Linked DNA regions of Mus musculus: region 1 is linked to region 2. Evidence: chromatin loops called from intact Hi-C (ENCODE). Cell type or tissue: left cerebral cortex. All regions are shown on one strand. Each heading gives the region's core, and the rest is flanking DNA. Links, peaks and the distances in the headings are about the cores only. Region 1 overlaps Taf15 (TATA-box binding protein associated factor 15). Region 2 overlaps Ap2b1 (adaptor-related protein complex 2, beta 1 subunit).

What was found. Hi-C counts contacts between places; a loop is a spot of excess contacts. Peaks named below come from ENCODE experiments on the same cell type or tissue, not always from the same donor. Only the 100,000 strongest peaks of a DNase experiment are listed, where the experiment ranks them.
Region 1: a loop joins it to region 2, with 3 times the contacts of the local background. A loop is called at or near these places in 2 of 42 quality-filtered maps.

The regions. Positions count from the first base shown.
Region 1 is chr11:83,484,103-83,500,477 of GRCm38, forward strand. It overlaps Taf15 (TATA-box binding protein associated factor 15), which reads left to right. Exons shown (of 16, transcript NM_027427.3): 3 at 549-600; 4 at 708-792; 5 at 875-977; 6 at 3,121-3,311; 7 at 4,823-4,943; 8 at 13,160-13,194; 9 at 13,792-13,824; 10 at 14,971-15,080. Among named protein-coding and RNA genes, the nearest start is that of Taf15, 19 kb to the left of the region's middle. In left cerebral cortex, for the core only: a CTCF peak has its summit at 7,565 (motif pointing right); no DNase peak of the experiment used is centred there.
Region 2 is chr11:83,306,079-83,322,453 of GRCm38, forward strand. It overlaps Ap2b1 (adaptor-related protein complex 2, beta 1 subunit), which reads left to right. Exons shown (of 22, transcript NM_001035854.2): 2 at 2,137-2,196; 3 at 10,342-10,447; 4 at 15,861-15,996. The coding sequence starts at 2,160. Among named protein-coding and RNA genes, the nearest start is that of Ap2b1, 12 kb to the left of the region's middle. In left cerebral cortex, for the core only: no CTCF peak of the experiment used is centred there; a DNase peak (open chromatin) is centred at 6,591; H3K27ac peaks cover 1,618 bases.

The sequences.
Region 1 (16,375 bases), core at 3,857-11,856, 180 kb after region 2:
ATGCTGGGATTAAAGACCTGGGTCACCATGTGGTTGTTAGAATGGTTATTTGTATAAACATTGTTTGCATTGTGCAAACAACTGTATACGTGATATTAAATAAAAACCTGTCTATGGAGTGATACTGTTCAGTGCCTTTCTCTGTTTTGTTATTTATTCCAAAGCATCATTTTCTTACTTTTGCAGCTCTGGTGAAATATTTGTGAGAAATTTTCACAGGAACGCTTTAGACATTGATGTTCAACAGGTCTGGGAATGACTTCATATATGTCTTTAGTTGTTGGTCATTCCTAATTCTACAGAATACCACAACAAGAGACATGTCTAAGAGACAGGCAGAATTGTCGTTTAAAAGTAAGCAGTCTTTTAACTCATTTATTTAAGTGCAACCAAATTTTTTTTTTAACCTTAAGGAAATGCAAGAATTAGTATCCAAAAAACAATTCAGATAAGGAAAACACTATGCTCTGTTGAAAGCAAGTTTTGTATTTAAGTTTTAAAATTTCTTAAAGCATATTTCTTTCAAGTATTACAATTTTCTTTTACAGTTATTCTTCTTATGGAAATCAAGGCAGTCAAGGCTATGGACAAACACCACAAGTATGTTAAAAATCAGTTGTCTTTATTTTATTTAATAAGTAATAACATTTATAAATAGTTATTTTTTCTAGTAAGTAATAAAGTTTGAGTGTTTACCTGAATTTCAGGGTTATTCTGGCTATGGGCAAACGACTGATTCTTCGTATGGACAAAACTATGGTGGTTACTCCGGTTATGGACAAAATCAATCAGGTTGGACTGGTTTGTTAAATTACTACTTTAGAGAGTCAGAAATCAGAGCCTTCACTAAATAGTATTCTTACTTAATTTTTAGGTTATTCACAGTCGTATGGTAGTTATGAGAATCAAAAGCAGAGTTCATATGGCCAGCAATCATACAATAACCAGGGACAACAAAACACGGAGTCATCAGGAGGGTAAGGAAACAGTGAACTATTGAAATTGTGTCAAGCATATTTGCCTTTTTAATTTCTAATTAATTATTTTGTGGTGCTGGTAGTAGAACCCAGGACTTTGGGTATGCTATGTAACTACTCTGAGCTATGTGCCCAAATCCTTTATTTTGCTTTTGAGCTACTTGCTGCACTTACCTTTAAAAGAGAATATATTTTTCCTTTATGAGTATTATGTGTGTATGTGTACCATGTATGTGCTTGGTGCCCACAGAGGCTAGAGGTGGAGAGTGGAGGCTAGAAGAAGGCATTGGATCTCCCAGAACTGGAGTTGCAGGTGTTTGTGAGCTACTGTCTGGATGTTGGGAATTAATTCTGGGTCCTCTGCAAAAACAAGTGTTCTTAAACACTGAGCCATCTTTCTAGCCCTCTCTCCCCTTTTTTATTTAAATTAGTATTTCACTATGTATCCATGGCTGGTCTAAAACACTGTGTAGGCCTCTATAAATGAAAATAACTAACTAGTAGTATTTCTTAATGGGGCTTTTATTGTGCTTTGTTTGATGGACTTATTCCACATTCCCTTATATAATTGATCCTCAGACACCACTATGAAACAGTATTAGTGGTAATTTCCATTTTATAGACATAATGAAGGTTAAAAGAATATTAGACTGAAGTCTCCAGTGGCTTCTGACTTCAGTGACAAGTATTTTACGTGAAATTTAAATGGCACTGGAGAAAGAGTTCTGAGGTCAAATTATTGATCTTACAGACAAGAGTGCTCTGAAAAGTAGAAAGAACATATAGAGGAATAATATCTGGAAACCATGCTGCATTAGGAAAAACACCAAGTCTTATTAATAAGTGTAATCCAACGGAAAGTGCTTTTATAAAGGCTATATATATTTGATAGCATGAAATACATGTAAAAGCAGAGAGAAATATCTTTGGTTTTGTTTTGTTTTTTTAATGTGTTTTTCAAAGAGACAGGGTTTCTCTGTGTATCCCTGACTGTCCTGGAACTTACTTTATAGACCAGGCTGGCCTCTAAGTAAGAGATCTGCTGGTCTCTGCCTCCTATTCCTCTGCTGAGATTAAAGGCATATACCACCATCACCTGGTGAAGAAATGCTTCTTTTGGTCACATAAATAGTTAATGTTCACCAGGCGGTGGTGGTGCACGCCTTTAATCCCAGCACTTGGGAGGCAGAGGCAGTTGGATTTCTGAGTTCGAGGCCAGCCTGGTCTACAAAGTGAGTTCCAGGATAGCCAGGGCTACACAGAGAAACCCTGTCTCGAAAAAAACCAAAAAAAAAAAAAAAAAAAAAAAAAAAAGTTAATGTTCATACTATAGATGCTCATACTATAGTTTTGTGGTGCTTTGATTGGGAATCGGAATAGATTGTTGTGGTATTCTGTAGAATTAGGAATGACTGTTAAGAATGGAGGCAGCTCTGCCTAAGCTCCGTTTTTTGAGACCCCATAGTCTTCATAGCTTAGGTTGGCCTTAAGGTCATTATGTTCATATCTTTCTGGTACCAAAAGAATAGCCATCATGCCTGGCTACTAATAAAGACATGATGTTGAAAGGAAGTGACATAGATCCTTTCAGTATAACTAGTAAGAGAACTCATCACTTAGTGACCGTGTTTGTAGAAGAATCATACATATCATTGGTATTTTGGTAGTTATCCTATGTTTTTCTTTTAACTCAGAGAAGTAAAAACTAGTTACTTTGTTCTTGTTTCTGTTTTTGTTGTTGTTTTTCCCCAGTGTAACAACTTCAGTTTTCCCTTTTGGCATCTTTTTAGTGATAGTGAAATTGTCTTTAGAAGGCATTCCATTGGTAAATTTTTATAGATAAAAGAGCCAAATAATTACCATGAGAAATAGTAGTAGATACTGCTGAGGCTTTGCTCTATAGTGTTCCTTTTATTTTTTTATTCTTTTTTTTTTAATGTGCATTGGTGTTTTGGCTGTATGTATGTCTGTGAGAATAGTAAATCTTAGCGTTACAGACAGTTGTGAGCTGACGGGTTGGTGCTGGGATTTTTCTTCTTAACTCCTGAGCCATCTCTCCAGCTCAATATTAGTAGTGTTCTTTAACTTGCTTCAGCAAACATAATTCTGTAATTTTTCATGTTCTTTCTTGATTTCTGTTTAGTCAAGGTGGAAGAGCACCTTCATATGGCCAGTCAGACTATGGTCAGCAAGATTCTTATGACCAGCAGTCAGGTTATGATCAGCATCAAGGCTCATATGATGAGCAGTCCAATTATCAGCAACATGATTCCTATAATCAAAACCAACAGTCTTACCATTCACAAAGGGAAAACTACAGCCACCACACACAAGGTAAGATGATGACCTCTTTTTCATCATTCCTTCACAGAATTATCATTGGATTAAAACACCCTTAGACTTTTACTTGGTGATAAAAATTTGGCATGACTGGAAATAGATTTCTCATGGGCAACGAAACTATTACTAGGGCTGGGAGATGGCTCAGTGGGTAAAAGCACTGACTGCTCCTCCGAAGGTCCTGAGTTCAAATCCCAGCAACCACATCATGGCGGCTCACAATTACCTGTAATGAAATCTGATGCCCTCTTCTGGTGCATCTGAAGTCAGCTACAGTGTACTCATATATAATAAATAAATCTTGGGGGAAAAAAACTATTATTAGATTTTTCTTTTTAACTTTTTGGAGATTGTCATAAGGTTGTGTGGTGACTTTTGGTTACTGATTCCATTTCTCTTAAATTGATGCTGTCTCTTAAACTGAGCAGTTGACAATGCTATTGTCAGGTTTTTTGGTGATGGTATACTTGATTTAGGAAAGTTAACCTATGCTAGTCTTCTCTAATCTCTTGTAAGAAGAAACAGTCATTAATCTCTCTTGTTCCATAGCACTTCATATACATTACTGATACGTAGAACTCAGACCACACCATGAAAGGCAGTGATTGAAGGGCAAAGTTTTTTTGTTTTGTTTTTTTTAAATGCCTTCATTGTCTACATAGGACTTGGCTCCTAGTAGGTGGTCATGAAACATTTTTGCTGGGAAAAAAATTATTTTGGCGATGATAGGAATTGAATTCCATGATCTTTCTATGTGTAGGGCAAACATTTCATCACTGAGTTATATTCCTAGCCATATTGATAATAGAGTCAATGAGTAAAAATCATTACTGGATATCTTTTCTTGGTTTGAAAAGTGTGTAGTGGCTGTGGTTTTGCAGGCCTGACCTGTGCTTGAATTATTTTTAATATCTTTGAGGTGAAGGAAATAAAATTAGAATTCTGTCTTTAGTTTATTAATCCAGATTTTTAGTTTAGCTTAAGTAATTTTATTTGCTGTCTTATTTTTTAGAAAAATGGAATTTCATGTAGATGTAATTCTTTTTTTTTTTTTTTTTTTTGGTTTTTCGAGACAGGGTTTCTCTGTATAGCCCTTGCTGTCTTGCTGTCCTGGAACTCACTTTGTAGACCAGGCTGGCCTCAAACTCAGAAATCCGCCTGCCTCTGCCTCCCAAGTGCTGGGATTAAAGGCGTGCACCACCACCGCCTGGCTTGTAGATGTAATTCTTAAGCACATTGAATTCCAGAAAGTTATGCGATGGCTTGCATTTTGGTGTATTTCTTTCTTTTCCTGAAGGACATTCTATGTGTCTCAGGGAGCCATTTACAGTGATACTGTTTAAAACATTTAATCAGAAGTGACAATAGTTGCTGGGTATGGGGACATGCAGCATAATTCCTGTATGGGAGCTGGACAGGAGAATTGCTACTTAAACTCAAGAATTCAAGATCAGTCTAATAATGTAGGGTGACAATTTTTGTGTGTTACATTTTTCTTTTTGTAGATGACCGTCGTGATGTGAGTAGGTATGGAGAAGATAATAGAGGATATGGCGGGTCACAGGGAGGAGGTAGAGGGCGTGGGGGATATGACAAGGATGGAAGAGGTCCTATGACAGGATCAAGGTAAGTATTTAGATTACATTTTCTCTCTATTAGTGTTTTCCTTATTTTATTCTGCCATTTAAGAGGCTTTTAGAGATTATATTGTAGAAAGAACAGAAATTAAAACTTTATTTTCTGGCTTTTTTATGTCATAAATCATTTCATAAGAGGCTATATTGATAAATACTGAAAATTGTAAAAAAAAAGGCTATATTGATTATATTATAAATGGTGTATGTTAACTTAAACACCATTAAAGCTCCTTATCTTTGCTATGATTAGATTAAATTACTTGATTGGTTTTCCTGCTGGAGCTGGACTCAAAACTCCTTTAAAAGATACCTTTGGAAATTTAGTGTCTTAACCAATACAAAGGTAAATTAATCTATACGAAAAACAAATAGTTCCCTTGGGTGGGGAAAGTATTAGATATAGACTATAGAAAGGTGGGATAGACATGTAAGAAAGGTTTAATACATGTCTCTACTTAAACATAATTAATGAAATAATTGATATATAATATTCTGTAATTTTTCTGGTTGTAGCTGTGGTATGTGAGGCTTTTCATTTCTTGTTGCTATTTTTAAAGTATTGATGTTGATTTCATTTGTTTATGACAGGTTATAAAAGCTGATTTTAGCATAATTTAAAATACATCCGTAGTTAGTGCTTTGGTCTTAAAAATGGAATGAAAAACCAATTGGCCTATGTTCTGAGATGAGATTCATAGATTGTAAATTTGTACACAAGCTTTAAAATAATTTGTGTTTGCTGAGAATTGAAAGTGTTGGTGGCCTGCTACTGATATTTTATGATATAGCAGTAGCAGTTCAGTTCTGTGATATGAGAAACAACTAATATACAACCATTGTAAGTGCTCCCCAAATTTGCGTATATATCTGTTTTAATATACTATATGCTTTAATATTATGGAAATGCCAAAGTTTGATAATTTTGAAAAATTTTGTAAGAGTTTAAAGGCTTTTGAAAAATTTGACATTAGTTTTTTGATTGAAAGTCATTTTACCAACATAAGCGATATTGTACATATCTTCATTAGTTGGCATTAGTTTTTTGATTGGTAGTTAATTTACTGTACCAAGATACTGTATTTTCATTATCAAAAGAGCAGTGTGCCACCAGTAAAGTGAAATAGTACTTACTTTTTATCTAGCCTTTCCCCAACCTAAAATCCCTGAAATAACAAAAGGTAGATACTTAACTTTCTAATGAAGTTGTTTTAGATAACTGGCTGCTTGTAATCCTATAAATGTTACATGTATCTTAAGTTTAATTTCTGCATAAGGAAGTTACAATCTAATACATCATGTATTAAAACTGTGACTGTTGCTGGGTGTGGTGGTGCACACCTTTAATCCCAGAACTAAGGAGTCAGAGTCAGGTGGTCTCTGAGTTTGAGGCCAGCCTGGTCTACAAAACATGTCCAGGATAGCCAGGACTGTTACACAGAGAAACCCTGTCTCAAAAACAAACCCATCTTAGAACCCCAGAGTTGAAAGGTTGTTATTGATTCTTCCCTAATGAGGAAAACAGCCTGGCTTCCTTTTTTTTTTTTTTTTTTTTTAAGACTTATTTATTTTATTTATATAAGTACACTTTAGCTGTCTTCAGACACACCAGAAGAGGGCATCAGATCCCATTACAGATGGCTGTGAGCCATCATGTATTGCTGGGAATTGAACTCAGGACCTCTGGAAGAGCAGCCAGTGCTTTTAACCATTGAGCCATCTCTTCACCCCCTCCATCCCCCCTTTCTTTTGAGAACAACGTAATTTCCTGGCAATATATCGGAGTTTAATTTGTAGCTCAGATACTAGCTGATAAACTCAGTTTTTATTTTTAAATCTTTTTTTTTATTCATAGAAACTTTTTTTTTAAGATTTATTTATTTATTATATGTAAGTACACTGTAGCCGTCTTCAGACACTCCAGAAGAGGGAGTCAGATCTTGTTATAGATGGTTGTGAGCCACCATATGGTTGCTGGGATTTGAACTCTGGACCTTCGGAAGAGCAGTCGGGTGCTCTTACCCACTGAGCCATCTCACCAGCCCCTCATAGAAACTTCTTATACAAAGAGTTTGTGCAGAAGCCTGCTATTTATTAGGTCAAAATCATGCTGATGTTTAAGTGGTGGTAAAAAGAGAGATGGAGCGATTTTAGTCTTAACTACTTCCTTGTCTCCCATTATATTAGGTTTTTACATAAACCTGTTTAGAAATCTGGGCAGCTATTTATTTTCTGTATTGAGTTGTCAAGGTTTGATTGTTCTTTTGGTGAAAGGCAGATGGTAAGTGTTTTAGGCTTCAGCCTTGTCCTTGGAGCACCAAAGTAGGCATAAATGAATGTAAACAAACCTGTCTTTGTCCTTATAAAACTTTATGAATACTGAAATTAGATCTCTGTGCTGGGTGCATGCCTTTAATGTCAGCACTCCAGAGGCAGGCACACCTGAGAGTTTAAGGTCAAGCCTGGTCTACACAGAGTTTCTGGACTTCTTTCTCTCTGGGGGTCAGGGAGGTGGACCCAAATAAACAAAAAATAAAAATTTCATGTACTACAATATTTTTTTTAAAGATTTATTTATTTTGTTTTTGTGTGTGAGTACACTGTCTCTTCGGAGAGCACCACCAGAGGGCATCAGATCCCATTACAGATGATTGTGAGCCACCATGTAGTTGCTGGGAATTGAACTTGGGACTTCTCTCTAGAAGCAGAGTCCGTGCTCTTAACTGCTGATCCATCTCTCCAGCCCCGAGCTATTACATCTTTAAGATGTGCCTTTTAGCTTATCATTAGGTATTAGCGTTGTGAATTTGACTATAAATGCCCACTTTCAAGATTCATTCCTTCCTTCCTTCCTTCCTTCCTTCCTTCCTTTCTTTCTTTCTTTCTTTCTTTCTTTCTTTCTTTCTTTCTTTCTTTCTTTCTTTCTTTTCTTCTTTCTTTCTTTCTTTCTTTCTTTCTTTCTTTCTTTCTTTCTTAAAACACACTTGGTTTTGTGCTTAAATACCAAAATACACAGAAATTTTAGTCGTCAGCACCACTATTTGTGTTTCTAATCATCTTACTCAGGTTAAAACTTTTAACTATGGGATGTAGAAGGCTAGGAGGGACACAATGGTTTGAAGAGTACCTGGCATTAAACAGATTAAAAGAGGGTCATAGTTTGAGAGTGAGGGTTGGGTGTGAGTGTGGTAAAGAATGGGTTGTTCTTATTCTATGACTGGTTGGCTGGAGGAAGGCTTAATACATAAAAAGAAACCATTGACTTAATTTGGAGAGAGATATGTGAAGTTCATAGGAACTATAGGAAATGCAATTGTTGAAAAGAATACTGAGTTTCTTACTGTCCTCTGACATTGACATCTTAGTGGGCTAGAATCTAAGATAAAAAATGACTCGGTGCCTTTTAGTTTTAGCAATGATTACTCTCTTGTAGAATATCTCTTTTTCATTGTTTGTATATGATAGAGTTAAATGATTCAAGTTCTTAAATGTGTATTCTAAGATTCTGCAATTTTATTTTCTCCTTTTTGCAAGAGAATTTAATTAGCAATTAAAAATATGTATATGTACAGCTAGGTGTGGTGGTAGTGTCTGTCTTTAATCCCAGCACCTGGGAGGCAGAGGTAGGCGTGGAACTACACACAGAAACTGTCTCAAACAAAATATGTGTATGTCCTGAGTTGGAGGTAAAGTGGTAAAGTAGTAACTGTGCTTTAGCATGGTTAAAACAGTGAATTCTGGCCAGGCTGTGGTGGCACGCCTTTACTTGCAATACTCTGGAGGCAGAGGCAAGTGGGTCATTATGAGTTCAAGGCTAGCCTGATCTACAGAGTGAGTTCCAGGAAGTAAACCATCCTGTTGAAAAATGATGTTCAAGTTGATTGAATCATTCACATATGCCATTGTTGGTCATTTCCTCTCATTCCCAAAATGTGTGTTCTGGATTTATTAGTATAAAAACTCAAGCACAGAGCAAGGTTTTAAGGTAATCCTGCACTTTATGTGAGTTCTAGGATAAAAGATCCATACAGAATTAGAGCTTGAGCAAAAGTTGCACTGGTCCTGGGCTCACCATATAAGGTGGTGGTATGGTGTATGACTGCATTGTCCTGTGGCTTCTTAGGAATTCTGTCCTTCAGTAGAGACATGTGGTCATTGGGTTCTTTGTTTGTTTTAATTATCAGTTGAAAGCTGAATGTGAGCACTTGGGAGAATTGAAGTGAGTTAGAGGCCAGTTTGGGGTCCCTTGTACCAGGCCTGCCAAGTTATATATAAAATGAAAGACTGTCTACAAACGAAAAATACACAAGCCCCTAAAACAAAAACTCAAAGGAATAGTATGCTTAAGAAATTTTCTTTTTTAACTTTTTATTTCTTATAACTATCTGGGTATTCATTCTTCTTGTATGTAAGTTTGTATACAATATGCATGCATTGCCCATGAAGGCCAGAAGAGGACATTGGATCCACTATGAATTCTCTGGAAGAGCAAGGCAGTGTTCTTAACCATTGAGTTATCTTTTCTGCCACCAAAATTTCCTTTATATTGAATGTGTCTTTTCTAAGTATATTATGACATCACATTGAAACCTCCAGGCTACCCTAGAGTCCTCTTTTCATTGTGGTTTTTGAATTTGGAAGACCCATATCTTCATAATCTTTTAAGTTTCTTTATGTGGGGATACTGAGCCAATTAAGTTGAACATACCTATGTGTCTTAAATATCCCTTAAAATGTTCTTGGGGAGTTCTTTATGTGTACTTTTTGCTTCTATGTCTGGGATTGAAAACAAATTTGCAACATTTTGACATAGTTGTTGAAATATTCTTCTGTCTTAAATTGCTAGCGAGGCCTTAATATGTAGAAGAAATGACTTTGACTTAACTGCAAGTTTGAAGGAGAGACTATCCACAAGAATATCTCCCTTACTCCTTGAAGTCTATTTCTGTAGTTAATACAGTAAATTTCCTAATAAAGGAATTGTAATATAGTTAATATAAAGCTTACTTAGGGAGTGAGAATGATTGAATGACATTTGAATGTACAGGTAAACATTAGGATGGTATTTCTTAGACTTAAATATATATAATGTGTTACATGGGGATCTTACTAAAATGCAAATTACCATTTTCTGCGAAGCTCTTGGGCTATGTTTATACTTATACTTACCCTTTGAATAGTAAGGGTATAGGACTGAGTTTTGTAAAAAAGGAAACTCAGCCTTAATGTTATATATCCTTTTAGAGGATGCATCTTTTAAAAAATACTTTTACTTATGTGTATTTATTTTTTTGTAAATATTTGCCATGTGGTGGTGCCCACAGACAGAATAGAGTATTGGATCCTTTGGAGCTAGAATTGTAGGCAGTTTTATTGCAACCACTGAGCATGGGTGCTGGGAAACTGAACTTGGATCTTCTGAACGAGCAGCAAGATAACCATTGAGTCATCTCTATCTTTTTTTTTTTCCTTTTAAACAGTTAACCCCAGCACTTGGGAGGCAGAGGCAGAGGCAGGTGGGTTTCTGAGTTCGAGGCTAGCCTGGTCTATAGAGTGAGTTCCAGGACAGCCAGGGCTACACAGAGAAACCCTGTCTTGAAGAAAAAAAAAGAATGGAAATGAGTCTCCCTTACACATAACACTGTATATTTTTCTTTATTGTGGGCCAGATCAGCTGTTTTTTGGACAATATAGCAATTAGGGTGTAAACCCCCCCCCCCCCCCGACACACACACACACACACACACACACACACACACACAACCCCCCCCCCGACACACACACACACACACACACACACACACACACACACACACACACACGGTTTCTCTGTGTAGCCCTGGCTGGACAATATAGCAATTAGGGTGTAACCCCCCCCCCCCCGACACACACACACACACACACACACACACACACACACACACACACACACACACACCACACACACACACACACACACACACACACACACCCACACCCACACCCACACCCACACCCATGCATGCATGCACCATATACAAGGAAAAAAGTTTTAAGAAATGTGGGCTTGATATTTTAATTCTTGTCTGTCACTGGGGTTCTAAGGTTCATTTTTGAAGGAACCTTGGTTTCTAATACAATTTTCAAGGGGCTTGGAAAATAGACCATTTAAGCAAGCATGAGACCCCAGTACTGAAAAAGAAGGGGAACATTTTATTTTCAACAATTTAACCTCTGCTTGTTTATGACAAATGTACTTTAGAGGAGGAAGCAAAAGCGTTGTGGTAAACTTTATTTGGGGGTTTCTACCCCACCTTAATCATTTAGTTCCAAATAAAAAAGACACAAAACCTTTATGTTTATAATAAGCCTTAAAGCATTAGAACTGGGCAGATATCAACCCTCTGCTCTTTTGTCTACTTTCCTATCAGTAAACACCCCCCCTCTCCAAATACCATTTGCAATGTTACACCTGGGCCACTCCTACCGCCAACAGGTGGGCCTTCATGGCTATGCACTCAAGTTATACTTACCCCATGGCGCTTTCTGCCTTCTTTCTGCTCACTCCTAGTGGACTCTGTCTCAGACCCCAAGCCCAGGAACCTAAGCTTACTACTACCTCTTTTCTGCCCAGCTACAGGCTGTAGGCATCATTATTCAACAAGTAGTTTTAAAGAGCAAGATTTGCATAACAAAAGCTGGTATACTTGAGAATTCACTTGTCTTGAGGCAATGACCTTGGGATAGAGAATTTAGCAGTATCTTACGTGGCAAAAGGCCAAACCTCAACACAAAAGGATCAGGAACTCAAGTTCATCTTTATCTAGGTAGCAAATTCAGGACCATCCTTATCCTGTCTCAAGAAACTAAAACCAAAATAGTAATGAGTAGCTTCTCTTTCTTAAAGAGGTAGCAGTGATAGACCTTTCAGTTAAAGTACAGGGAAAGTTTAGGTACTGTGCTAAAACAGTAATTTTAAATACAAAGCTGTATTTATGAAGGACTTCAGTTTAGTATGGTCTACATAGCCTTGAATGAACCTTATTCTCCTGCTAGAAAGAAGGGTTTTCTGGGACTTATACAATTTAAAAGCAAATTAAAACACTTGTGTCTGTCCTAAGTTGATTGCAAAGCAAAATGTTTTTATGGTAGTGTAATTAAAAAGAGAAAGCTTTCTTATTTAGTTAGTTTTAATTGGACAATTCAGAAAAGCCATCTAGAGTTGGGTAGTCCCTAGAGCAGAGGTTTGTAAGCAGATAATAAATAGGTTAGCTGCTAGGATCATGATAGATGAGCAGCAACTCAGATATAATCTGAAACTGTTAGTTCCTTATCAGCACTTGTGTTATAGAAGGTTTTCACTTGAGAATTTTGGGGTCTTTTTTTGTTTGTTTGTTTGGTTGGTTGGTTGGTTGGTTTTTTGTTTTAATTACTTGGTTAGCATGAGCTGCTTAGATTTGTTACATAAAACCTTATGTGTACAAGGATCATTGACTTAACTGACAGTATAAATTTGTCAAAGTCATTCTGTGGCTTTGCATCTTTCACATATTTTGTTGGTTTGGTCTTTAGACCATTTGGCAGCTTGAACCTCTGCTGTGATAGGAAAAGATCTCATATTAAAGTGGATCATGGAGAGAAGTTTTGAGTTTAGCTTTTTTTTTAGTCCTCACTTTTTATCAGTCTTAAGTTTAAAGTTTTAAGACTATCTTTATTCAGACTCATTTTTTAAAAAAGTTTATCCCTTTAAAAATTAATAAAATCCATAATTTAATATCACAGCAGAATCTGTCTTCAAGTTTTTACCTTTTCTGTTCTGCTATCAAAGTCTAACTTTACTTTTTATTCCTCTAGTCTTTTAGTTTTTTCTTTCTTATATTTAAAAATAGTCCTAATACTCTAATTTCATATTTTTCATGCTGTGCCTGCAGCTTTAAGTTATGGTTTGAGTAGTAATCTTTTGGCTTGGGGTTGGGAAGATGAATTTTTTTTAACATAAAAAGTAATATTAGATGTGTTATAAATGTGAGAAGACAGCTTGTGGAAATAAATCCTTGGGAAAGCACTTAGATTGAATCATTGAACTCTGAAATGGATTTACTGGAAAGTTGGTGCTACTATTTTTCTAGGCACTCTACTTGTGACAGTTAAGTGTAGATTGAGCCCAGGGCTCAGCACATTAGAGACTTACTTAAGGAAGAAATCATTTCTTCAATTTTTCCTCTGCAGTGGTGGTGACCGCGGTGGCTTCAAAAATTTTGGTGGTAAGTGCTGAGTATCCCAAAATGTTTCAGTGGAAATGCTATATAAATCTAAAAGCCACCAATATCCCGCAGATGCAGTCTAAGCCCTTCTTACTCTGTTGAGGCTCGTGTGTTGTGTGCATTACAAAGTACTCTCTGTATACACTCTTATATCCAAGTACATATTAAAAGCCAAATCTGATCTCAAGTAGTCCAATGCGTTCTCTACACAGTGTATTGCATGAAAGAGTCTGTGACCGATGAATGAGGAATTCACTGGGTTTTGACAATAGGGTTTTTTTTCCTTTTATAAAGGTAGCTGACGTGGTGTTTTAAATTATTAGGGGTTTCCAATCAGCCTTACAACAGTGCTTGACAGAAGTGATACTAGAATAATAACAAAAGTGGGTGCTGTCTTGGACAAGGCTAAAGAAATGTTGGCATTCGTCTTGATTTCCTAAACTTTAAATAATAAACATTTATGTAGTTATTTTTAAACCTGTGATGGTTGACTTTCAAGGATATTAAGTTCTGACTTTACATGCTTTGGTTATTACCGTTTCCTTTTTAATTTCAAATAAGTTGTCTTAGACAGCCTTTCCTTTTCTTCTCCCATAGGTCACAGGGATTATGGACCCAGACCAGATGCTGGTAAGATTCTTGATAGTTTGGTTTCCTACCTCTGGAAGAGGAATTAATGTGTTTGGAGGGAGGTTTAATTTAATTTAATTTAATTTAATTTAATTTAATGGTGCTGCCAGATCTGGGGAATTTGACTTAAAATAATAATTTAGTGATCTGATTAGAAAGCTTGCTGGAGAAACTGCTGTGTTTGTGCTTTGTTGCTTGAAGAAACATTCAAATTTGTTCTGCTAATAAGCATTAATGCAGTCTAAAGAGAAATTTGTTATCTTAGCAATGTAGAGGTAAAAAGCTGTTTAAATCTTTCATTGAATTAGTTTTAATGGGCATAAGAAAGTTGTTCATGTACAAGGGAATTGTCTTTCTCCGGGTAGAAGTTACTAATTTTATGTAGCGTTTCATTTTTAGATGAATTAAAGGCTATAGACTTGCTTTTGGAGCCTTTTGAAAGTTAGGATTTAGAGGTTAAAATCTATTTGAGTAAAAATATTTAATATATATTGAAATCAGAACTTTTGTTTTTATTAAGATGCCAAAGTATTCTATATGGATGGCAATTTCTGAATTATCCCTTGATGGACTGAATTTTTATACAACTTTCTTACTTTGTTGTACTAATCCAAAAGTGTGCGTGTAAGGTAAGGTGTGTGTACCAGGTGCTCTTACCTTCTGATATATACAAGGCTTTTTGCAGTGAATGGGAAACCAGCAATTCTGCTTGGCTGGCTGGCTTGAGTGTCAAGTCTCCAATTTGGGGGAATTGTATACTAGAAAGCCTTTTAAAAGTATTGATTTGTCAGACGTATGACTATATAATTGAAAGTTCTTCAGAGAAAGGTATGCTAATTAACCTTCTTCATCTCTTCATGAGCTTTAGTCCTGGATCTGAAGAGTGATATTTTTAACATCGCCCTTTATTGGTCTTTATGTATTTCAGAGTAACCTGCACTTTACCTGTAGTTTTGTTGTAAGAATTGATCTTCCATACAACTACTGTGAACACTTTGCATGTTTATATAAGGCTATATGTTGGTCCTTATATTTGGTGCTTAGAAGCAGTCCATTACTAGTCAATAAATTGTTTTTGATTACCGAACAGGATGTAGTAATTTAAGGGATATGTTTATGAAATTGACCATAACTTTTCCTCCTTAGATTCAGAGTCTGATAATTCAGATAACAACACAATCTTTGTGCAAGGACTTGGGGAGGGTGTGTCTACAGATCAAGTGGGAGAGTTCTTTAAGCAAATAGGAATTATCAAGGTAAGTTAAAAGTGTCACATTGAAGATTTCATAATTGTTAATATTCACATAAGATACATACATTGCATTGTAAGTCTATATACCCTAGTAAGCATTATCTAAATCCTTTAATGCATGTACTTCCCAAAGTCTGTAGGCCTTTGCTAAGTGTCTTATTTAGCTTTCTATTGCTGTTATAGACTATTCTGGCCAAAAGAAACTTGAGGAGGAAAGGGTTTATTTTTTTTTTTGGCTTATCTTAGTCCATCATTGAAGGAAGTCAGGGCAGGAACTGAAGTAGAGACCATGGAGGAACACACTTACTTGCTTGTTTCTCATGGTTTGCTCAGCATGCTTTCTTAGACCATGCAGGATCATCTCTTCAGAGGTGGCAGTGTCTCCAGTGGGCTGAGCCCTCCCACGTCAGTCATCAACCAATCTGGTGGAAGCATTTTCTCAATTGCTGTCCTCTTTCCAGATGATTTTAGCTAAAGTCAAGTTTCCAAAAAAAAAAAAAAAAACTGAGGAGCATACTAGGTTTATTTAAAGTACATGAAGGTTTTATTTCTTGCTCATGTTTATCCTTGTTCCTGTGCTTAAGCTTTATTCTTGGATTCTGAAATGCAAATATATGTAAACTAAAGTTATTACTAACAACTTCTTATGCTTAATGTCTGCACTGCATTATTCCATTATCTTGTGATTGTTCTGTTGTTGTTCACTTAATTTCGTGCATGTACTTCCTACCTATCTTTAACTGAAAAGCAGCCTGTAGAGCAGGGCTACGGAAACAGTGGTCGGTCGGTGTTACTGTGTTCACTGGTCCTTGTTTTGGTATTTGTGAAATTACTTTTTTTTTCCTTATTGGCGAATTCCTGGGTTTTTTGTTTGCTTGCTTTTTTTTTTTTTTTGTTTTGGTTTGTTTGCTTTTTTTTTTTTTTTTTTTTTAATTTATACCTGAACCACACACAAGTTGAGAGCTTTTCTTTGTTTTGAGATAGGGGCTCCCACTGTGCCTGGGTTAGCCTCAAACTCAAAATCTTGCTGCCTTAGCCTCCTGAGTGCTGGGATTAGAGGGACAAGACACCATGGCTGGCCGCATATTTTTAATGAGTAGAACTGTCTTCTATATTCATCCCAGCCAAAGCCCAATGGCTATCTTAATAATAATGCATTGATTTTTATTGAAAGATTCTTCCTAGCCTTTAAATGTTTTACAAAATATGTATTTTTTTAACATTATCTACATTTGGTTTTTATGGGTTTAACTAAATTACACATAAATAGCATGCCACTTTTTAGGATTTTTGTTTTTT
Region 2 (16,375 bases), core at 2,921-10,920:
CAGGGAGACCAGAAGGTGTTGGATTCCGATGAGTCTCTCTGTTGGGTGCTAGGAATCGAATCATACTAATCATGAAATGTGTAGGCTGCTAATAAAGCCATGCCTTAAGGTGATGAACAGAGTTAGAATTTCATGTTATCTGGATACGGTGGCACAAGGCAGAACCAGGAGGATCCCATGTGTAGGAAGCCAGCCTGGTCTTTACAGCAGGTTTCAAGATTGCCAAGACTATATAGTAACGATCCTATCTCAAAGGAAAAAAAAATATATATGTGAATGGGTAGATATGAGAGCTTTAGAAAACAGAATGCTTTCATGCATTTTTCCCAAATAAGTGGGTGAAAAACTTTCAAACAAATTTGTCTTTAAATCTTAGGTTTGAAGTTTTGATGCTTCGTGGGATTTTAAATGGTATAACAGCGTTCTGTAGAAACAGTAAAGGTTTTGAGCCACAGCTGTGGTCTGCCAGGCCCTAGTAATTGTTTCTGTACATTAGCGTTTCTGTTTGCATATGTAAACTCATAAATAACTTAAGATTTATATCACAAGTCTTTAAAACAGGGTCTTACTGGCTCGGGAATTCATTATGTAGATCAAGCTGGCCCTAAACTCAGATCTACCTGTTTATGTGAAGAATTCCTAGCCAGGTGCGGTGGCTCATATCTGTAATCCCCCAGCACCTGGCAGGTAGGGGCATGAGAAACAGAGTTAAAAGTCATCTTTAGGCACATAGCACGTTTGAGACTATCTTGGGCCCCATAATACCTGTCTTTAAAAACAAACAGACAGACAGAACCATGTGTGGTTATGTTTGTAACCCTAGCACTCTGGACAGAGGCAGAAGAAGCGGACCTTTGCAAAGTTATGGCCAATCTCTTTTATATAGAGAGTTTCAGGCCAGCCAGGGCTACACAGGGAGATGCTGTCTCAAAAAGCACAGGTATCTCAGGGGTTAAAAGCACTTGCTGCTCTTGTAGAGGCCCAGTTTCAATTCCCAATACTCAGGTCAGGTGGTTCACAACCATTTGTAACTCTAGCTTCAGGGTTCCAACTCCTTCCTCTGGCCTTAGTACAGGGGCACACACGCAGGTGTACACACATACACATATATAAGTCAATAATAACAAATATTTAAAAACAAAATTTCCCTAATTTGTCTGTGTTTTATTTAATTTATGCTGTGAATGGATTGATTAGAACATTCTCTGAATTTTTGCTAGAAAAACATGAAAACTTTAATGCAAGTCTCCATGTAACAAATATGAAAACGCTTTTTGCATCCTACATGGTATTCTTTTGTTTTGTTTAAAGATTTATGTATTTATTATATGTAAGTACACTGTAGCTGTCTTCAGACACCCCAGAAGAGATTCAGTTATCATTACAGATGGTTGTGAGCCACCATATGGTTGCTGGGATTTGAACTCAGGGCCTTTGGAAGAGCAGTCAGTGCTCTTAACCACTGAGCCATCTCTCCAGCCCCCTACATGGTATTCTAATACTTTCATTTCTTTCCTTTCTGTTTTTTGAGACAGCATCTTTATGTAGTCCAGGTTCACTTCAAAGTCACTGCTATGTTTAGGAGGAAGATCTTGACCTCTTGGTCTTCCTGTCTCTATTCCTGGTGCTGGGAGTAAGGAGGCTCATTTTTCTGAGAGCCATTTTGCAAATAATATTTAATAGGTTGGCAGAATTTTTCTGCTTTTGGGTTTAGGCTGCTTTGAAGTCCATGGTTTGAATTGCTCCATGCTGAGGCAGAGAAGTAACTAGACTTTCCTGATTAGAAATCTTTCAAACGAAGCCTTTGTCTTAAATGTTTATGTATTGTCTTATGTAACGTCTTAAATGTAAGATGTATTTTCAAAGGTGTCAGGCTTGTCCTTGGAGGCTGCAGAGCCATAGGAGTTGAGATTATTGCCCTAGTCCATTGCCCTTCAGACTTCACCCCTTGAAGTTCCTTGAAGCAAGTTGCAGTTCTTATTTCCCGTGCTGCTTGAACCACAAATGGCAGTGGCAGTGGGAAGAAGCTACTCATTTTGTTTAAAAGCAGAAATTCTTAAATAGAGATGGTCTCAAAATTTGATGTCTTGCTGGAGACATGTAATTGGGTAACAGCATTCTTTACTCTTGCCCTAGGTTCACGCTAAAGATCCAGAATCATGACTGACTCCAAGTACTTCACAACCAATAAGAAGGGTGAGTAGGGGAAGCCTGTGAGACCTTCAGACTGTGCAGTTCAGTTGCTGGGTTAGACTCCCCAAGTAGAGTGTTCTGACGTCTTTACACTTGCGTTTGCAGTCTCCCTGGGAATCTGATGTTTCTACAAATAACTGTATTTTAATACATTTATTGAAGTGTAGGGGACTTTACATGCTTGCTTTCTAGTGCTGGGGACCTCTAGAGCCTTGCACAGCCTGGTGGGTGCTCTGCCATTGAGCTACACCTCTCGCTCTTGGCTCGATTTATCCCATTTGTGGTCAGTAATAGAATACTGGCTTTTACTGAGTGTGGGCTTACAAACTAAGGATTCTTCTTGGGAAAATCTAACTTCCCCAATTGTTTCCACGTGGCTCATTTCTAGAAGTATGGCTGGTCCTTCTGTGGGAGCTAGGTTAGTGTCACTGTCCTCAGCTTACTAGGCCCCCCCGCTGAGCTTGCTCTGCTTCTCAGAATCAGAAGTGTGTGCTTTTGGACCCAGCAGGTCTTCTGTTTGCTGAAGTATTCTGGGCCTGGCACCAGCTACTGTGCCATTTATCACTCTTCTTTTCAGTGTCTTGGCCTGCTTTTCTGGTGTATGTGTCCTCTTCTCTAGTGGCTAGCATAGAATTTGTCTTTGTTTGCCTTGAAGTATTTCCTGGTGCGTTTATCTTCAGACTTAGCTGAGTCTGAAAGTGTATTGTGCACATTTTGCTTAGTTCTTTAACACCAGTGGAGTTACTGATTAAGTACCTGATTTTCACTTAAGTCAGAGTAGGTACACAGGGTTCCAAGTAGTCAATCTTGGTTTCTAAATGACATTTTTCAGCCAGGTGGTGGTGACAAATGCCTTTAATCCCAGCACTTAGAGGCAGAGGCAGGTGGATCTCTGAGAGTTTGAGACCAGCCTACAAAGCCAGTTCCAGGACAGCCAGGGCTACACAGAGAAACCTTGTCTCAAAAAAAACCCAAACCAAACAAAACAAAATGATCAGAGTAATGGATATTAACCTAATGAGTATAATCAATACATGTGTGACTATATTTAGTATAAATTATAATTTAGGCAAGAGTTATGATGCTAAAGTTAGTAAGTGGGAAGTTTGATAAGGAACAGGGCATTGATTGGGTTTCAAAATATCTTTAAGCAAATTACTAATTACGATGCCGGGTGTGGTGGCACACGCCTTTAATCCCAGCACTGGGGATGCAGAGGCAGTGGATTTCTGAGTTCAAGGCCAGCCTGGTCTACAGAGTGAGTTCCAGGACAGCCAGGGCTATACAGAGAAACCCTGTCTCGAAAAACTACCAAAAAAAGGGCTGGTGAGATGGCTCAGCGGTTAAGAGCACTGACTGCTCTTCTGAAGGTACTGAGTTCAAATCCCAGCAACCACATGGTGGCTCACAACCATCCGTAATGAGATCTGATGCCTTCTTCTGGAGTGTATGAAGACAGCTACAGTGTACTTACATGTAATAAATAAATAAATCTTTAAAAAAAAAAAAAACTACCAAAAAAAATTACAGAGATGAAACATATTAGGTCTTTAATGTCAGACTCTAGCATTCAGGGAGCTGGAGAGACGGCTCAGCGGTTAGAGCACTTGTGTGTGCAGAGGCCCTTGCTTTGATTCCCAGCATCCACACTGTAGTTCACAACCATTTATAGCTCTGGTTCCAGGGAATCTGGCACCCTGTTCTGACATCTATGGGTACCAAGCAACACACACACACACACTTAAAAAACCAACAAAAATGGTATGTAGAACCTTAATTCATTGTTGACATCACCAAAACCAGTCAGAGTAACACCGTTTGCCTTTTGATGTGATGTTTTATGAAGTTATCTTGCCAGCATTTATAACCTTATTGCGATTCAGGAAACCCATGGCAAATTGGAGGCGCTTCTCATAATAAGGGCCCTGTACATCTTATCATGACATAGCACTTGGGAGGCAGAGGTGAGTGGATTGCTATGAATTCAGGGCCAGGCTGGCTAGTCTACATAGTTTCAGAACAGCCAGGGTTTTTAAGACCCTATCTTAAAAAAAAAATCTTATTATAAAAATAAATTGCTTCGAGGACATGACAATAAGTGTAATACTTTTTTTTTTTTAGCATTTTTAATTAGTTTTATTTACTCACATCCCAATCGCAGACCCTCCTCTTCCCCCAGTTCTCTCCTCACACGGCCCCTCCCTATTCCCCCCTCCCTTCTCCTGGCACAACAAGTCACTGCAGAGTTCTTAAGCTGAATGCTGCCCCAGAGGTGGGATGGGATCGGAATCAAGTTGCTATAAAGGGCATTGAGCTGGTGGTGGTGATATATTGATGTTTTAGTATTAATTGTTTAATATTAAAATAAGAAAAGTTCCTTATCCTTAAAAACACAAGTTACATATTCAAGGCTAAAGAGGCATAATGTCTGCAACTTATAATAGTATGAAGAAAAAGATCTGTGTGTATGTAGAGAATTATAAAGCAAATGTCACAAAATCATAACTGGGGAATATATACAGTTTGAAGATTGATTTTTTCAACAAGTGTGTGTTGCTTACAAGGATGTAGAAGGCCCACAGCTGATATTAGAGGATCTCCCTTTAAAATTTTTTTCATTTATTATTTTATTTAACATATATGGGTATTTTACCTGCTTATGTGTCCGTGTACCACATGCATGCCTGGTGCCTATGAAGGCTGGAGGAGGACACCAGAGTCCTTGGGAAGTGCAGTTAAAGTTGGTTGCAAACCTACCAAGTCAGTATTGGGGTCTGTATTGGCTAGTTTTGGGTCAACTTGACACAGCTGGAGTTATCACAGAGAAAGGAGCTTGAGTTGAGGAAATGCCTCCAGAGATCCAACTGTAAGGCATTTCCTCAATTAGTGATCAAGGGGGAAAGGCCCCTTGTGGGTGGGACCATCTCTGGGCTGGTAGTCTTGGTTCTATAAGAGAGCAGGCTGAGCAAGCCAGTAAAGAACATGCCTCCATGGCCTCTGCATCAGCTCCTGCTTCCTGATCTGCTTGAGTTCCAGTCCTGACTTCCTTGGTGATGAACAGCAATGTGGAAGTGTAAGCTGAATAAACCCTTTCCTCTCCAACTTGCTTCTTGGTCATGATGTTTGTGCAGGAATAGAAACCCTGACTAAGACAGGGTCAAATTCAGGTCCTTTGGAAGGACAGCCAGTATTCTACCTTCTGGGCCATCTCTCCAGTCCTTGTTCTGATTTTTTCTATGTAATCTATTTTATTTAGTGTTGAGATAGAGTCTTACCATTAATTAGCCGGGTTGTCTTAGAACGTGTGATGTACTCCAAGTTAGCGTGGAATTCACTCTCCTGACATACTTTCAAGTGCTGGGATTGCAAATATATATCACCATGCTAGACTGAATAGTGAGTTTTTAAAAGCTCTACAGATTTTTTTTTTTTTTAATATGTAGCCAACTCTGAAAACCAGTCTTAGCTGCTAACAGTGCTTAGTAGATTTGACTAGTGAAATGAGTGGGGTTGGGTAATAAAATATGGCACATGCAAGATACTTTTCCTAGTGTTTGTCTTTTGATTTATCCAGTTTCTTCTCTATCTTTGTTGTTTACACCTCACAAAAACTATCAGCCTGCTTGTCATGGTGGCATATGCCTAGAATCTCTGCACTGAGGAGGCTGATGCAGGATGCTTGTGAGGCTAGATTGAGCTGCATAGCAAGATTCTGTCTCAGAATCAAATGGCCACCAAAATGGCTCATCCAGTAAAGGTGCTTGCCGGGTAAGCCTGACAACCTGAGTTTGAGCTCTGCAGCCCACTAAAGGTGGAAAGAAAGAGCCAGCTCCTCGAAGTTGTCCTCTACCCTCCATTCACTCTCACCCACACATAGATCTCACGCGCACTGATGTGTACACAGACACACTAGTAAGAGCCACACCGAAAGAGCCATCAACTCCTTGTTGATTTATTCCAGATGTATTTACGTTTTCCTCTGTTAACACTTTCTGTGCTTTGATAACCAGCATACTGTCTATAATGACATGGGAAGGTTTTGTTGTTTCATTTTTGAGACAGGGTTCTTTGGGTGTCCTGGGACTCACTCTGGAGTCTAGGCTGACCTTGAAGATTTTCCTGCCTCTGCTTTCTCTAAGTGCTGGGATTAAAAGCACACGCTTGGCCTTTTCCTAAAAGTTGTTTTAAAACTCACCTAATTTATCAAACCCTTTCTTTCAAAGGGTACAAATGACATTTATAAAAGTTTGGGACGTACAAATTAGTCACAACTAATATGCTTTTCAAAAATGGATAGACTGTGTTCCTTTTGCTTCCTGTACCGCCCACCAGAACCGCCTCTGGAGCAGATTCTTTAAATTTATGCTGGGTTCTGGAATAATTTCAGTTACATCCTGTTTCAATTCTGCAGCTCCTCGTGCTGCTCTCCGTTCAATTCAGACTTGTGAATCCCTGCTGTTTGCCCTTCACTGTTCCAGAAGTAAATGACAGCAGCACACAGCTCAGTAAAAAAGAGACTGACTCTTTAAAGGCCTGGCCTTTCTGCCAGTGTTATTTTTGTAGTTGTCAATTAAATGGAATAGTGATTTTTTTTTTAAGCAATTTGCTTGCCTACTGGGGATGGATATTGATAAAATCAGCTTTTATGTGCTCCATTTTTATGTCTCTTGTCGATATACTTCCTGTCATGGGTTTCAGGGAGATCACAGAGTGGTCAGAGTGGTGGATGACGTCAGGGTAGAATGATCATTGAGAGCAGTCTGGAAGGTGGTGGGCAAGGAGGCAACAGTAGTCAGGTTTAACAGACAGATGGAAAAATGGTTGGAGTGATTATATACCTGTAATCCCAGCAGTCTGAAGACAGGCAGGGTGGCCTGAGACAAGAGGCTAGCTTAGTCTACATTGTGTATTCCAGGCCCTTCAGGGTTACATAGCAAGGCCCGATTGCAGACAGAACAAACAACAAAAAAGGTAGGGGTATCCACAGAAGGAAGAAATGGGAGTAGGCATGACCATGTATGTGGTGTGGGGAGCCTTTCTTTCATTCGACCCTCCTTCTGTCTGATGAGAGTTGTTGCCTTTTTCTTATGAAAATGATGGTGTGGGGTAGCCCTCCTTCCATTCTCCTCCTCCTTTGTCTGATTAGGCCTTTTTCTTTTATCCCTTGTGTTCTAAAGGCAGATGAGGCTAGACATGGAGCCTTAAAGTAGTGGTAATAATCTTTGACACTTCTTGAGTAGTCGTTCATAACTGGGTCCTTAGAAATGTCCCTAGTTTGTATCATTTTAAGCTTCATTCTTCCTCCACCTTTTTGCTTGTTTTCTGAGACAGGATCTCATGTAGCCTCATCTGGCCTGAAACTTGCTAAGTAGACCAGGCTGGCCTTGAACTTATGGCAGTCTACCTTCCTGCCTTTGCCTCCTGAATGCTGGGATTACAGACGTGTGCTACTGTGCTGGGCCACATTGACTTTCATGGAATTCAATTGAATTGACATTCAAATGATTGAGGCTGAGACCTTAAAGCCAAATAACTTATTAAACTACTCACTAGGGTAGTGCTTTTTTCCCATATTTATTTTATATTCAGTGTGTGTGCGTGTGCACGTGCGCGCGCACACATACACACACACACACACACACACATGCCATAGTATATGTGGAAATCAGATGACAGCTTTCAAAAGTTGGTTCTGAAGCACCTTTAACCATTTAGACATCTTACCAGTCCATATATATATTTATTGAGAATTTCATACATAAGTAATGTATTTTGTTCATATCCAGCACCCACTTCCCCCTCCAGTTCTTCCTATTATGCCCCCTCCCAACTTCATGGCATGTGTGCATTTATTTATTTATTTATTTATTTATTTATTTATTATAACACACTGAATCTAATTAGTGCCTCCCTCATGCCCATTTTTATGGGACCTTCTAAGAGCTTGGACAATCTGCCAGTGGCCACATCACCAAAGAATAATGGCTTTCTCCCTCCCAGCTGCCATCACCTACCATGAGCTCCCAAACTAGGGCTTGAGCCTTGTGAGCCCCTCCCCCGTCCCTGCTTTAATATTGGCTGGTTTGTTATCATGCACATAACCATAGGCACGGTGAGTTAATGGATGCAATGGCTACCTCATGTACAGAAACAGCCTTTCACAACCCTCCTTCCTACACTCCATGTCACACACTGTCTCCACTGTCCCTTCCTCTGTGATGGTCTCTGAGACATGGGGCAGGTGAGGTAGTTGATACAGATGTTCCATTTAGGACTGGGTCACTCACTTATTCTCAGCACTTTGAATAATTTTGACTCTGCATTAACCACTGCCTAATTGGAACAAGCTTTTCTATGGAGGTTGAGAACAACACTAATTTGGGAGTATAAATGTATATATGTAGAAAGCAGTTGGACAACATGATCCTTCAGCAGATAACAGTGATAGATAGCCCACCGAGGCCTATAACCTCCTGAGCCATGGGCTCTTGACCAGGTTTCCAGTACTGTATTAGTTTCTTTTCTATTGCTGTGACAAAATAACATGGCCAAGGCAACTTATAGAAAGAAGGGTTTCTTTGGGGCTCATGGTTCCAGAGGAATAGGAGTGCATCCCCATCATGCCATGCAGACAGGCAGATGTGGCACATGTGCAGCAGCCGAGAGTTCACATCCAAATCCACAAACAGAAACAGTAGAATGACACCTTTTGAAACCCCAAAGGCCCTCCCTGAGCGACACACTTCTGCCATCAAGACCCTATGTCCTAAGCCATCCCAAACAGTTGTACCAACTGAGGACCAAGTATTTAAACATGTGAGTCTATGGGGACATTTTCATTGAAACCATCACAAGTACCAAGCATGAATCCCCTCCTGTGAGTGGACTTCCAATCCTGTTAGAAAGTGGATTATTACCCCCTACCAGTCATGCTACTATAGACTGGTGATTTCTTTTTCTTTTCTGACTTAACTGTACTTGTACATTAGGATAACCCACGAATTAAGAGCTCTTGACAACCCAGTTCATTTGGTCCAGACTGGATTGATAGTTTTGATCATTTCTTTGTCTGGTAAAATAGCTTAGTAAGGAAAAGTGTTTGCTATCCAAGCCTGACCATCTAGGCTCTATCCCTGGAACCCATATAGTAAAGTTGCATGTGGTGTTGTATGCATCAGTAATCCCATTATTCCTACTTCAGCATGGGATACAGACAGGAGAATCATTCAGAGTATACAGCACAGCAGCAGAAACAAGACATTTTAAGAAGGTCTAAAGAGAACCAACTCCCAAAAGTTGTCCTTTAAAGCAATTATTATTTTTATGTATATGAGTGTTTTTCTGCGTGGACATATGTGTGCCTGGTGCTAGCAGAGGCAAGAGGGCATCAGGTTCCCTGGAACTAGAGTTAGGAACAGTTATAAGCTACCATATGGGTGCTGGGAACTGAAGCCAGGAAGTGAATGCTGGGCCTTGGAGTCACGGCTCAGCAGTTAAGAGCACTTGTTCTTGGAGAGGACCTGAGTTTAGTTCCCAGCACCCACATAGTGACTCACAACTCTCCATAACTTTTCCAGGGCGTTCAATACCCTATTCTGCCCTCTGAGGGTACCAGGGATACATGTGGTGTGTAGACATACATGCAGGCAAAAAAGTAAAACACGTAAAATAAATAAATCTTGAGAGGGGTGGGGGATGCTAAGCCCAATTTTGTAAGTAATAAACTGTGATTTTTGAGCCTAATTTATTAGTCTGTTAAGTTGTATCTCTATTAGTTTGTAAACACTGATTTCCAAGCCAGCTCCCTACTTTCATTTATTTTCTTCTTAGGTCCTTAAAAGTCTGCTATTCCTAAAATACTGATCCTAATGCTGTTGCAGTGAGGTTTTCTTTTTCTTGCTCTTATGCTTTCTAAAGTAGGGTCTGTGTGGCCTTTTAAAGACGATGATTTAAAGGTTTAGGACGTGTTGATGGGGTCTTTGTCGGTGGGTCAGTTAACATTCTGGGGCTTTGAATTGCACATCTCTTATAAGTTTAAAGTAACCTTACTTCAGTGGCTGCCTTGTCATCCTGATGGTATTTTATATTGCAATATTCTGTCTGTACTGTAGTCCTGAAACCATCCCTATTTGCTCTCATCTCTTTTAGGAGAAATTTTTGAATTAAAAGCTGAACTCAACAATGAAAAGAAAGAAAAGAGGAAGGAGGCTGTGAAGAAAGTGATTGCTGCTATGACCGTGGGGAAGGACGTGAGGTAGGGATGATTCTTGCCCCCCTATGGACAGTCAGCCCTTACAGCTTTCCTAGACGCTGCAGACCCCTGAGGTAGCCGCTTGAGAGGCTGAGGCAGGAGGATCACTTGAGCCAGATTTGGACATCTACCCTGGGCAACATAGCACCAATGTCTTGAGAAAACCAAACTTGTGGAACCTGTGGAAATGTGTTGTTGCTCCATTGTAGACATCACAAGGAAAAGTACACACTTTTATATTATCTCTGACCTAAGTTGCTTGCTTTTTAAATTTTTGTTGCATGCAGATATAGCATAAACCATCTCTAGTCCTGGCACTGTTACAAATTTATTGCTGAGGTAGTTTTAAAAGATGATAAAAATATGCTGAGCTCACATATCCCTTTTCTTTTCTTTTCTTTCCTTTTCTTTTCTTTTCTTTTCCTTTCTTTTCTTTTCTTTTCTTTTCTTTTCTTTTCTTTTCTTTTCTTTTCTTTTCTTTTCAAGATTAACTTATTTATATGAGTACACTGTTGATGTCTTCAGACACACCAGAAGAGGACATTGGATCCCATTACGGATGGTTGTGAGCTACCATGTGGTTGCTGAGAATTGAACTCAGTACCTCTGAAAGAACACTCAGTGCTCTTAACCTGAGCCATCAGCTCACATACTCTAATTGGTTTAAGTCAGTGCTCTTAGCTTTGCAGCTCTATATTCTGTTGTTGGATTCAAGGTGGGAGCCAACATTCCCTTGACCATTATTAATTTTTGCTTCTGTGACTAGTGAGCTGTTTAAAGTGCAGGCTCCACAGTCTATAACGCCCTCTCAGATCCATGAGATAAAAGCTGTTTTTATAAATCTTGATTCTCTTTTCCCCTTTACCATTCTGAGCTTTTCAGTGATGGTAAGAATTGCCACCACCTTACCGTGAATCCAGGCAGTGGTGCTGGCGGGGAGAGTCATTCTCTTTTTCACTCCAAGAAAAAAAGAAAAGAGCAGTTCATTCATGACTCTTGTTCATGATACAGTAAAATTGTATTTTATCAGATATAGGTATTTTGTTTATTTATGTACGTGTGTGTGCCTGTGGAGGTTAGAGGACTGCTCTCGAGTCTGTTCTCTCCTGCCACCTGAGGTCATCTGGCCCATCCTGCCAGCAGTTTCCCTTTCTTAAAAAAATGTGTGTGTGTGTGTGTGTGTGTGTGTGTGTGTGTGTATGCCTGCATATGTGCCTGTTTGTGTGTGTGTGTGTGTGTGTGTATGTACACATATACTGAAGCTGTGTTTTTATTATTCTGTGATTAGGGTACTGGAGAAATGGCTCAGTAGTCAAGAGTAATTTGTTGCTCTTGCAAAGGACCTGGGTTCAGTTCCCAGCACCCAGGAGGTCCAGTGCTCTTAGTACCTTCTTCTGACCTCCTCAGGTGTCAGGCATATATGTAGTGCACATACATACATGCAAGCAAAACACTACTGCAAATAAGATAAAATAAACATATAGAAAACAATATCCATTTATTTTAAAAAGACACTAAGCTATTTCTTTATTTTCCAAGTCCTATATTTATATGAAGCTGTGTTTTCTTCTTACACATCATCTAAAACGTTCCCCAGCAGAGGTAGTGACATGAGAATCCAGCTGTGTCAACTTAAAAAGGTGCTATAGAGACTTATGAGTGTTTAAACAAGGGGCTGATATGGTTGCTCAGTGGGTAAAGTCATTTTCTGCAGAGCCTAATGACCTATTTTAGTCCCCTAAACCCAGCAGAGAAGCACTTCTGTCCTGTCTCAGACCTCCACATACATGTACAAACCTTGAATCAAATGTAAGACATTGCCATCTTCCTCATTGATAAAAATAACACTCACTTTAAAATAACTTATAAAATAGGCTTAAGATTTATTTTATTTTATCTTATCTTTGAGACAAAGTCTATTATGAAGTCCTGGCTATCCTGGAACTCACTAGGATGGCCTTGAACTCAGAGATCCATCTGTCTCTGCTCTCCACATGCTGAATTAAAAGTGTGTTACTATGCCTGGCTTATGCTTGTTAATTTAAGTGGATTCTTGGTCTACTAAGTCTAAAATATTTATTATTTTGGCCTCTTAGAAAATTTTATCAACCTTTGAATTCTGCATAGCAGTAGCCTAAGCTAACATGTGAAACAGGACTAGCAGAAACCTACTTCAGGACATCAGGATCTTTGGAGCATCCTGTCCCACTGCTGTTATCTGGGTTTCTGTTGCTTATAGGGACAGCTCTCAGCTTTTTGGTCTCAAGAGCCCTTCCTTCAGCATCCACTTTCCCCCAGATCTCCAGAAAACTTTTGTTTATGTGGGTCATACTATCGTCATTCAGAAAGGAAAAACTGAGAAAATTTGGAAGTGTTACTCCTCTTTAAAGTAATGACCATAAACCTTTGAAATATACTACAATTTTCCCTTGTTGGTACTGGGGATTGAACCTATGACCTTGCTTATGCTAGGCAAACCCTTTATTACTAAACTCCTTCCCAGCTCTCTTTATTTCAAGAGAGAGTCTCACTAAGTTACTGAGGCCAGCTTTGAACTCTTCATGAAGTACAGACAGGACTTGAGCTGGCATCTTCCTTCCTTAGCCTTCCAGATGTTGGGGTTAAGCACGTACCAGTGTTCCAAGCTTTAGTCTTCTTGTGTGGGCTGTTAGCAGCACTTAGGACTGCTAAGCGCATATTTGATAACGTTTTGTAATCACTGACTGGTGCTGCAGCCACTCTGCATCTGCATGTTCTCTTAGACAAACAAAAAACCCACTTCTGAGAGAGTTTCAGTTCTCTCCATGTGTATGAAACTATACCGCTAAGCAAATAATTGCCTACTCTCAGAATAGAAGTCAAGAGGTTCATTGGAGATTTGATGGATTCTTTTTGAATTTGCAGCCCATCTTCCTTCTTGTAAATACTTTCTATTTTTAGAGCAGAGAGATCGCCTAGTCACCTGAAATCAATATCCAGGATCCACATGATTCAAGAGGAGAAGTGACACTCAAAGTGGTCCTCTGACCTCCACCTGACATGCCGATGCACTTACGTAATTAAGAAAACATATCATGTTTAGGACGGAAAGCATAGCTTCTCTAGTCTGCTTTTTGTGTGGACAAGACATGTACTATGTGAAATATACTAACAGGCATTTTTTTTATATATGTAAGATATGTAGAAATATTTAGAATCTTAAAGTATTTTAATAAGGGAAGGCTATTTGCTAACTTTATAGTTAACTTCTGGTTTTTTGTTTTGTTTTGTGTTTTTGGTTTTTTTTCCAGACAGGGTTTCTCTGTGTAGCCCTGGCTGTCCTGGAACTGACTCTGTAGACCAGGCTGGCCTCAAACTCAGAAATTCATCTACCTCTGCCTCCCAAGTACTGGGATTAATTCTGTTTTTTAAATATGACTCATTTTAGAATCCAAACTTGGAACTTCAGTCCTTTTATGCTAATGATGCTACTTTGTGAGTGTAGTTAGACATTTCTTTTTCTTTCTTTCTTTCTTTTTTTTTTGAGACAGGGTTTCTCTGCGTAGCCCTGGCTGTCCTGGAACTCACTCTGTAGACCAGGCTGGCCTTGAATTTAGAAATCCGCCTGCCTCTGCCTCCCAAGTGCTGGGATTAAAGGCGTGTGCACCATGCCCGGCTTAGACATTTCTTATAGGGAAATGGTAAATTATGAAAAGATGGCTAGTACTTGGGAAATGAACAGACCGTTTATATTTGACTATGCCCCATTTTGTAAATGCATAATACTGAATACAAGTAAATATATCCATAAACTCTATTACAAGGAAATCAGACACCTTGGAGAAATGACTGATTCCAGATCTTGATTAAGGATTTCAAACTTGGGCTGGAGAGATGGCTCAGTGGGTAAGAGCACTGACTGCTCTTCTGAAGGTCCTGAGTTCAAATCCCAGCAACCACATGGTGGCTCACAACCATCTGTAATGAGATCTGATGCCCGCTTCTGGGGTGTCTGAAGACAGCTACAGTGTACTTACGTATAATAATAAATAAATCTTAAAAAAAAAAAAGAAGAATTTCAAACTTGAACATAGGAGAAAGCGTAGACACACTTGAAAACATAGGCTCACATCACAAGGACTCGGGACCTACTTAATTCCTCCTGGCCAACAGTGAAGAAAATGTGCATTAAACTGAAAATGTGCAGTATAACTGTTGGAATGCTTTGATACCACAGTGAATTGATGTGGAAATTGTAATTTTTGGTGGGGGCTGTTGATAAAGCTAATTATTTTTCTTAGAGTATGCCTAAATGATTGTAGATGAAACTAGAGGTTGGCAGTAATGATGTACATCTGAAATCTCAGTGCTTAGGAAGCTGAGGTAGGAGAATAGTGAGTTCAAGGTCTCTTGGCCTACGTAGTAAGTTGTTTCAGGTCAGCATAAACTATACATAGCCTGACCCTGTCTCAGAGCCAAGTGCTAGGCTTGTAGCTCATAAGAAATATACTTTGTATGATTCGTTTTAAAATAATCTCGAAGTTTGAAATATAGCTCAGTGGCAGAGCACTTCCCTAGCATGTATGAGGCCCTGGCCTTTGTCTCCATCACTGGAGAAAGAATCGAGGGCAACTAGACAGGAGGTGGAATGTGGTCTGAAGGCATATGTGAAACAAGATGAGGCCTGTGCCAGCATCTGTTGGGCTCCTTCCATTGCTCTCAGACTTTTTGTTTTGTTTTGTTTTGTTTTGTTTTGTTTTCCGAAACAGGGTTTCTCTGTGTAGCCTTGGCTGTCCTGGAACTCACTCTGTAGACCAGGCTGGCCTCGAACTCAGACATCCACCTGCCTCTGCCTCCCAGGTGCTGGGATTAAAGGCATGTGCCACCACTGCCTGGCTCAGTTTTTTGTTTTTGTTTTTGTTTTTTTAAAGATTTATTTATTATATGTAAGTACACTGTAGCTGTCTTCAGAAACCCCAGCAGAGGGCATCAGATCTCATTACGGATGGTTGTGAGCCACCATGTGGTTGCTGGGATTTGAACTCAGGACCTTTAGAAGAGCAGTCAGTGCTTTTAGCCGCTGAGCCATTCTCAAGCCCTGGCTCAGATTTTTTTCTAACCGTTTTTTTTTTTTTTTTTTTTTTTTCCCTCCCACAAAAACTATTGTGAGGGCTGAAGATACAGCTTAGTAGTAAAATGCTTGCCTACTGCACACAAGGCCCTGACCTATACACTACAAAACAGAGCAATTTAGAGAGTTGGCAGCCAATAATACTTTTTATTTTTTATTTTTTTAGTTCCTCATTTCCATGAAAATGAATTATCAGCACTGAACCACTGCCCTCCTGTCAAATCATCCTGGAAGCCAACACTGTCATCTGTATAACAGCTTAGCACTGATGCTGTTTCACTCAATTCCCTTTTCCTCTCTCCTCAGCTCTCTCTTCCCAGATGTGGTGAACTGCATGCAGACTGACAACCTGGAACTAAAGAAGCTCGTGTACCTCTATCTGATGAACTATGCCAAGAGTCAGCCAGACATGGCCATCATGGCTGTCAACAGCTTTGTGAAGGTAGTTTCCCAAGGACCGAGTCTTCTCTATCTCATGTAGCCTTTTCAGAGGTGACGTTTGATGTAGCTTGTCTCTGCGTTGCAGATAAGCAGCTTGTGTTTCAAGGGATGAACTCCTGGCAGTGAGCAACAATGTTCATGTTGTAAGCATTCTGTACACTAGGGATACTGAAACCATATGGCAAGCCTTCTCTTGGAGGGCTCAGTACATCCGTCCTTGCCAGATGAAACCTCATGTTTACCCTCCTAGGCTAACAGAGGTTAGGTGTTTCAGCATATTATTCGTTGCTTGCTGATAGAGAGTGGACATGCTGTCATATTGTTACCTGAGGAGTTGTTTTGTCTTTGGTTCAGCAGGCTTTACAGCAGTGAAACCAACA